2 separate regions of the Homo sapiens genome follow, and region 2 is linked to region 1. A link is an interaction called in ENCODE POLR2A ChIA-PET data of the cell type or tissue named here. Cell type or tissue: endothelial cell of umbilical vein. All regions are shown on one strand. Links, peaks and the distances in the headings refer to the core of each region. The heading gives the core; the rest is flanking DNA. Region 1 overlaps EFL1 (elongation factor like GTPase 1). Region 2 overlaps LINC01583 (long intergenic non-protein coding RNA 1583).

Evidence for each region. ChIA-PET counts read pairs that join two places held together with the same protein. Peaks named below come from ENCODE experiments on the same cell type or tissue, not always from the same donor. Only the 100,000 strongest peaks of a DNase experiment are listed, where the experiment ranks them.
Region 2: POLR2A ChIA-PET joins it to region 1 with 7 read pairs; 2 of 35 experiments call an interaction of 5 or more read pairs at or near these places.

The regions. Positions count from the first base shown.
Region 1 is chr15:82,158,491-82,162,888 of GRCh38, reverse strand. The region is part of intron 16 of EFL1 (elongation factor like GTPase 1); the gene reads left to right. Among named protein-coding and RNA genes, the nearest start is that of LINC01583, 72 kb to the right of the region's middle. In endothelial cell of umbilical vein, for the core only: no CTCF peak of the experiment used is centred there; no DNase peak of the experiment used is centred there.
Region 2 is chr15:82,091,825-82,096,222 of GRCh38, reverse strand. It overlaps LINC01583 (long intergenic non-protein coding RNA 1583), which reads right to left. Exons shown (of 6, transcript NR_120367.1): 2 at 3,619-4,398; 3 at 2,729-2,829; 4 at 1,989-2,240; 5 at 1-741. Among named protein-coding and RNA genes, the nearest start is that of LINC01583, 5.4 kb to the right of the region's middle. In endothelial cell of umbilical vein, for the core only: no CTCF peak of the experiment used is centred there; a DNase peak (open chromatin) is centred at 2,252; H3K27ac peaks cover 1,110 bases.

The DNA.
Region 1 (4,398 bases), core at 296-4,295:
GTAAAATGGTAGTTTTCTGTTGAGGTGTACAATGGCCTCATTGCTCCTGAACATATGTATCCCTCCTCTCCCTGGAGCTAAGCCTTCTGAACTCATTGCTGTCTCAAGTTCTAAGACATACCCCTAGCCATTAAGGATCCCTGGATCCCCAGAGCAGATACTTGGAGGACTGGACCTCTGACCTTTGGGGCCAGCCCTAGTAAATAGCCATCTGCCTTCAGCCTCGAGATAGGAATTTTTTGTGGGCTGTCACTGTGGACTGACACAGTGCCTTGGTTGCTACACGGATTTATCCCATTCTGTGTAAAACATGCTTCCTCTTTTAGGCTTGTTCAGATCCTGGCCTTTCGTGATTTTGTTCTTTTATTCTACTCACTAGGCTGGCTCTAACCCCTGTCTACCGTGTTCAATCCTAAGAAATACATACAAGAAAGCTCAGTTTTATTTAAGTTGTGATATTTGAGTCTGGCAACCATAGCTTATTCGTAGATGTTTCTACTATTTATTTGTATCCTCTTTCTTACTTAGTTTATTGCATTTGCACATACATTTTAAAAATAGGAAAAAATAATTTAAGCCATAATTTTACTTGTTTATTTATTTGGTTTGAGACAAGATCTCACTGTCACCCAGGCCGGAGTGCAGTGGCTCAGTCACAATCACGATTCACTGCAGCCTTGACCTCCTGGGCTCACGAGATCCTCCTGCCTCAGCCTCCCAAGTAGCTGGGACCACAGACATATGTCACCATACCCAGCTAATTTTTTTCATTATTTGTAGATGGGTTCTCCCCATGTCACCCAGACTGGTCCTAAACTCCTGAGCTTAAGCAGTCCTCTCACCTCAGCCTCTTAGAGTGCTGGGATTACAGGTGTGAGCCACTGTGCCTGGCCTAAGATGTGATATTTTAATAATAGAAATTTATAATTTTTAAAAGGCTCTGTTATGGTTATGTGCTAGTCTGTGGTCTCTGTTATGGAAGCTAAGTAAAAGCCCAACCCTAAAGAACCAGCTTCTTTGAAGGACTGGCTACATGAGATGAAGGATTCTAGTACCTAGTGTATTTCCTGTACTATAGCTGATTCATAGTAAGATTAAGTTCCTTTCCTTTCCATAAATGAGATAGTCTAATAAATGGAATTATTCAGGATTATCAATTTGTAGGCCAAAGTGTACTTCCTCATGTGTTTACATTAAATTTATCTGAACTTTGTAAAAAGTAAACTAAAATGGTTAGAAGGGGCACATAATTTTCTTCATAATTTTAAAAGGAGTATTGCTATTTTCTTCCCTTTAAGTATATTGTTTTTACTGGATTTACCTTGCATTTATTGACTGTGTTACTGAAGCACCCCATTTGATTTTTCAGTGTCTGAATTTTGTACTCTTTGTTTTGCCTTCTTGGTGTTTTTACATTGTCCACATGTTATTTTACATTCAGAATGTCTGGGGAAACTTCCCTTCCTTGTTCCTATGAGCTTTCAGAGGATATTTATTTTCTGTTTACTCTTTGCCCTAGTAACTTATGCTCATCCTTATTTTGGGGCAGTGACCCCCTTATTCGTAGATTACATGTCTGACGACTATTGGGATATTTCACTCTCTTAAAAGACTTTGCAGTAATACTGCCTCTGAGAGGCACTGGACACATTCATTGTTTTTCTTGAATAGACCACGTATCCCCATGTCCTCTCTTTTTTTTTTATTGTGACAACTAGATTAATCCAGAAGACAACAGTTTGCTTCTTTTCTTTCAGGGAGAAGCAAATCGTGAGCATTTGTTCTTCCACTTTTCTTTCTCTAATTTCCCAAGTGGGGGTCAAAATCTCATGGCAGCCACCCTCTACTTCATGCCCACAGGTCAACTACAAACTCAACACAGAGAACTACAAATGTTCCAAAGCAATTATTATTTTCTTCATTATAATTGAACCTTGCTGTATGCCACACACTGTACTAAGGATTTTACATTGATTATCTCATTTAATCCTCCCAAAAGCCCTGTTTATTAGGATACTCTTTTTATTCTCATCTTCACATGAGGGAAACTGAAGCTTAGAGAAGTTAATTAATTTGCCCAAGGCCATACAGTTAGGAAGCAGTGAGGTCAGAATTCAGATCACTGCCTCAGAGACAATGCTGGATCTTCACTTGTGGGAATCCAAGAAATCCTGTTTATCTGAGCAGAGTAATTTGTTTCTAGAATTGTTTTATCCTTTATCCATATTAGTTAAAAAAAATTTTTGATACCTATGCTTATATAGATATATGAATTTTTGTGCTGTTTTATATACATTATGAAGCACAAAATAGAAGTTATTTAAAAATTAAGATGAAAATCAAATACCTAATTTTATTTGTATTTGATGAAGATACATACAGTATGTACATATAATTATAGATAATATTGATTTGTGATTGTGGCTTATAATTATTTTAGTTACCTAATACTATGTAACATATTGCTTCAAAATTTAGTGGCTTGAAACAACACTTATTTTTCATAGTTCCCTTGGTCTGGAATTTGGAAGCGTTCAGCATCGTGTCTCTCAAGTAGTGGTAGTCATACATCACCTTGGGCGGTAGCCATCTGAAGGTTTAACTGTACTTCCAAACATGGGCTCACAAGTTGGTGCTGGCTGGGGAATCTCAGTTCCTCTCTACATGACTGTTTGAGTGTCCTGCATGGTGATTGGCTGCAGCCAGCATTCCAAAACACTAAGGCAGAAGCTATAATGCCTTTTGTGAACTAGCCTTGGGAATCACACATCATCCTTTCCACAGTGTTCTGTTGGTCACACAGGCCAGCCATGACTCACTGTTGGAGAGAGCTGCACAGGAATGTGAATATCAGGAGGCAAGGATGATTGGAGCCATCTTGGAGGCTGGCTACCACAATAATGCTTCCTTCTTTTTGAAGGTCTTGCCTGAACACTTTGTGATATAGCCATTCCAAGGTCGGCTTCTAGGTTCCATTTGTTAAAACACTTGATTTTAATGACCATTATCACTGGAAAAGGCACCTCACAAAATTGCATAGTCCAAAGGGAAGAATGATTCGTTGGCTTCCTTTACTAAGTCACGTTATCCATTTTAGTATTCCATTTTCCCAATTATTAAAAGGTTTTGGTAAAATGTATATAGTGAACATCTAGTTTTCCTGATGGCAGTCCATTTTTCTTACACTAATTAGAAGGTTTGTTAATTCTTATATCTTTATTGAACTATCCATTTGGTGATTTTAAGAACAGGTTAAGAAAATCACCTTCCAAATTGTAAGAGGTTTTTATACATTATACATGAAGTATTTATGTTATCTTTGGCAACCAAATAGCTGTCAGCGGCAACATTTTCAAACACCTAATTTCAAAATGTTGTCTCCATGTTTCAAATTTCTTTTGAAAAAAAAAAAAAAACTTTTCTTATTGTTAAACTGTTACCTTTATTTTACCTTGAAGAGACAGATTTAAGTGTGTATATATTTTTTCAGAAATATTTGTTGGGATCTCATCTTGGTGATAACCATTGTTTTTACTTTATAATTTGTTTGATGGAGAGCTGACAAAAAGCTTTGCCATTTCTTTTTTTATTATTCCCATGTGCTTATGTTATTAGTATTATAGTATTATCAGTGATATCTTTGCAGGAATCCTTTTAAGCCAGGTTTAAAATTCTGTGAAGGCTTAGTTAACACTAGATAATATCTGAAAATCCACTTAATTAGACAAAAAAAAAATTACAGTATGCCAAAAAGGAACAAATGAAGGTGCCTCTGTCAACCCTGGACACAGTGAAATCCCACTTTCCGTCTTCCCTTGGGATTCTTTGCATTCCATATGTGGCTTTTGATCACCTGACCTACAAGTGTGCTGACATCCATCCGCAGAGCATGGGCTCTCTGGCTGGCTGCCCAGCTTCTAAACCAGGTTCTGCCACTTAGTTAGTCTGGGACCTTGAACACAAGTTTATTAGTTTCTCTATACCTGTTTCCTCATCTATAAAATGAGAACAATCATCATACCGCCTCATCGTTAATGAGCTCATATATGTAAAGTGCTTGTCTGGCACATTGTTAGTGCTATGAAATGTTAGTTATTATTAGAACTTTATTTCAAAAATAAATAGGTATAGAAGTTCTAATATTCCTGCTCCCAGTTAATCGACTTTTATAAGGCATGTTGAAAATCATTGCATTGCAGAAAGTTCCTGTGATTTTGTTTGTTTGACATGCTGAAAACCAAGCATTGAGGAATTGCTAAGTCTTTTCTTCAAATGTAGAATTGAAACAAGACTGCATAAAAACGTCTTTAAGACCAAGGTTTCTGCTAAGGCAGCTGCAAGAGACTTCCTTGGACCTGCCTTGAGGGAGCAGTAGCAGTTGAGTATGTGGAAAGGGGG
Region 2 (4,398 bases), core at 256-4,255, 67 kb after region 1:
ATCTTATTCCAGGAAATGGGGATGCTCCTGGCCCAGGATCCCCCCACAACCTCTCACTGCTCTGTTCCCCTCTGGCACTGAAGGAAAATGGTGTAAAGGAAAATGATGTTTTCAGCATGGTCCCAAATGGTTCAGAAACTAAATGTCTGCCTATATTAGAATATTATTTAAATTATAATTTTTAATATTCATAACATCATTTAACATAATTATATTAAGATATATTTAACATAATTATTTGTAACTATATTAAGATATATTTAACATAACTATAATTATATTAAGATATATTTAACATATAATAATACTTTAGAGAGAGAGAGGTAGAAGGAATAATAAAGCAAATGGAACAAAATGTGGCCAGTTGGTGGATCTGGGTGAGGAACATATGAGAGCTCCTTGGACTCATCTTGGAAACTTTCTCCAAGTTTGAAATCACATGAAAATAATAAGCTACCCCAAAACTACATAAAAAACTGGAATGTTATTAACAAAAAATATCAGTAACACTTATCTTTCGGTGGTAGGATCACACTTGATTTTAATTTCATCTTCCTGCAGACAAGTGTTTTCTCAAGTTGTCCACAACACGCATGTGTAACAATGTCAGTGCTTCATTGGACAGTCTGAACTCAGTGGGGTGTAGACATGAAACTGCCTTTAAAAAGCCCTCACTGCAGCTGGGCAGCACTTTTCAGTTCCTCGATGGCATCTTGGAAAATCTCAAAACTCCCTGAGTACCTGTTAGTATGAAAACATCTGGTCTAGATTTCAGTGTTTATTTCCAATCTAACGGAGAGCTCATCTCCTTGCCCTGGTCTTTGCCTGGCCTAGGCTGGAAGGAGGTGGGAGGGGAAGGAGATGGCATGTTCTGCTTTTACCCTCCTCTGCTCACCTCTGCCTCTGAGTGGTCAAGGTCAGGACAGAGGGTAGAGGTAGTAGAGGAAAGGAGACTACATTCTCTCATCCACCTGAAGCTGTTGAAGTTTCCCAGTTGGCTGGGATGCCTCTGGTAGCCAGAGTCCAAGGGCCACTCCTCCTGGGGGCCAAATGTGAGTTCTTCAGGAGGCCCTGGAGGGAGCTTACCACTACACATCCCCCTGGCACGCAAGATCCTCCTGCCCCAGCACCCCCCACGGCCTCTCCCCACTCTGGTCCCCTTGCCCAGCAGGCAGTGTACTCTGGAGGTCCCGCAGGGCAAAAGTCTGGAACTGACTCCACATCACCCTCCCGACCCCACCATTCTGGATCCTCTTGTAGCATTTCCCCACTCAATGAATGGCACCCCTTCCTCCCCTATCATTCTTCCCACCTCCCCTCCCTTGCTCATGCACAATCACCAAGTCCTTTCTAGTCTATCTCCTGAATATTCCCCCAGACCAATAGTTTTTCCAAACTTATTTTTAGAAATAGGCTTTTCCTTCTCAAACAGAAACTTGCGTGGTACCCTAACACACAGAACATATCAAAGTAGAGCCACCCGGGTTAAAGGGAGAAGGGGAAGGTAGAGACGGCAGGTGGAAATTCCCCCACTGGCCACCCTCCAGCCACACACTGGTTCCTGGAATCCCTCTCAACACAAAAAACTCCAGGGGTCACGGTGGTGAGAGTGTGCTCCAATCCATCCACTTTTCCCATCACCTTGCCTCTGCCTGGATGTAGGCCAGCATTATCATGGTGCAGGGCATGGCCACGTTCTTTACTGAACCACAGTCTCCATTCTGTAGCCAGAGTGGTCTTCTCAAATGAGAAATAAAATAGTACAATAGTCTTCCCTTATCCACAGAGGATACATTCCAAGACCCCCCAGTGGATGTCCTGAACCCTACGTACACCATGTTTTTTCCTATACATACAAACCTACCTAGGATAAAGTTTAATTTATAAATTAGGCACAGTAAGAGAGTAACAACAACAACTAACACCAAAACAGAACAAGTAACACAATACACTGTCCACGATTTCACAAACAGAAGATTCATTCTTACCATAGATCTTAGCAACCTCAGCATATGATTTCTTTTTCTTTCCTTATTACATTGAGAACTTTCAGCTTTTCGCTTACAGGAAGCACTTTGCAGCCTCTTTCTGGCATGTCGGAATCACCAGCGTCGCTACTCTTGCACTTTGGGGCCATCGGGAAGTAAAATAAGGGTTGCTTGAACACAAGCACTGTGCCGCTATGACAGTCAATCTGATAACCCAGACGGCTGCTAAGTGATGGGTGGGTTGAGTCATGTCTACAGCAGGAATACGATGGACAAAAGGATGATTCACATCCCGGGCAGGATGGAGCTGGGTGGCGCGAGATTTCATCACACTACTAAGAACGGCATGCAATTCAAAACGTATCAGTTGTTTATTTATGGAATTTTTCACTGAATATTGTTGGACCTCACTGAACCATGGGTAACTGAAACCACAGATAAGGGAGGACTACTTTATATCATTCCCTTGCTTAAGCTGCTCCTCATTTTGGGGGATAAAGTTGACACCCCCCCTGAACGTGGTGTAAAAGTCCCTTCATATTCTACCCTCTGCCAGACTGCTGTCTGGGGATCCCCCACCCCCCCGCCCCACATCCCAAAATTTCATATGCTGACATCCTAAACCCCAACGTGATGGTATTAAGAGGTAGGGCCTTTGGGAAATAATTAGGTCATGAGGACTCCACCCTCACAAATAGGATTAGTGCCCTTATCAAAAAGGCCCAAGAAAGCTCACTTGCCTTTTCAACACAGTAAGAAGCCTTCTGTGAATCAGAGAGTGGGCTCTCACCAGACACTGAATCTGCTGGTGTCTTGGTCTTGGACTTTCCAGCCTTTAGAACTGTAAGAAATAAATTTCTGGGCTGGGCATGGTGGCTTACGCCTGCAATCCCAGTACTTTGGGAGGCCGAGGTGGGTGGATCACGAGGTCAGGAGATCGAGACCATCCTGGCTAACACAGTGAAACCCCGTCTCTACTAAAAATACAAAAATATTAGCTGGGCGTGGTGATGGGCACCTGTAGTCCCAGCTACTCGGGAGGCTGAGGCAGGAGAATGGCTTGAGCCTGGGAGGCAGAGCTTGAAGTGAGCTGAGATGGTGCCACTGCACTCCAGCCTGGGCAACAGAGCGATACTCCGTCTCAAAAAAAAAAAAGGAAATTTCTGTTGCTTATTAACCATCCAGTTTATGGCATTTTTGCTATTGCAGCCCAAATGGGCTAAGACAGCCCCTCCAGTCTCAGTCTCAGCTTCCTTCACACCAAATTTGTTCCAATGTCCACAACACATGATGATCTCTGACTCCAGATCTTTAGACACATCTTTCTCTCCTCCTGCTGTCCCTCCCTCTACACGTTCCCCGGCCCCCTTTCCTTGACCTGGAGATGCCCCTTAGGCTTCTAGTCCCACAAGAGAATGGACTGAATGGGAGGAGGTTATCGATGGGCCTGGGTCATGCAAATGGGATTTGGAGTCTACAGAAGGTCCCAAATGAAGACAGGAAAGAAACCACTTTGGATTTGTTTATAAACTGGATGTTCAAAAGTCAGGCACCAGAGATCATTTGAGCTGCTCTGGAACATCTCCCTTAATCCCCAAAGGCCAGTCCATCTGCCTGGGGTTTTCTGTACCTAGTTCCAAAAAGAGTCACACCAGCAGGGTTCTGGAGGCTATCTAGAGATGCTTTTGGAGCTTGTCCTTCTAAAACTCACGTCCTCTAAGGAGTTACTTGTCAGCAGAGGTGAATTCACATAATTGAGGAGTTTTTTCTAAGAAAACAAAGTCACAAATAGAAACTTTGGTGCAGGGCCTTGGGAGAGGCCTTAGGCAGACAGGGGGCCCTGAAACTTAGCTTCATTGGCTTCCTGGTCAATCCAGCTCTCCTGGTCAGAGGCTGGAATCAGGACAGCAGCTGCAGCATGTTTCCCATTTTCAGGGTGATTCTGGTATCACTGTGGGGTGTGGGAGTCCGGAGTCAGGCAGGCTTGGGACCCAGTACAGGCTTTGTCTCACCAGCTGTGTACCTTCTGGAAGGTTACTTCAATCCTTTGCACTTCAGTTTCCTCTGAAGGGTCGTTATTCTAAAAGGTCTTGGCATCTAAAAGGTTCCCTGTTTACCCTTCCAGAAAAGCAGCCTTACAACATTCAGAATTCATCAAATGACTCCAGCCCCTTTTGCAACTACAAGGACAAAACCAAGTGCTTAGTGTGATGGGGGAAAATGTTTTTGTAGCTTAAGGATCCCTTTCACAAAGTGTCATTTAACTTTTTACCACACACTTGGGAAAAGTGCACTCAACTGGGTTGGAAAGTTCCTTTGCTTGTCTTAAGAGGAGTTCTACGGTGACTGTGTTGATGCTGCATGGCCTGGGTGAGGAAGAGCACTGGCCAAGACCTGCAGCTGCCTGAGC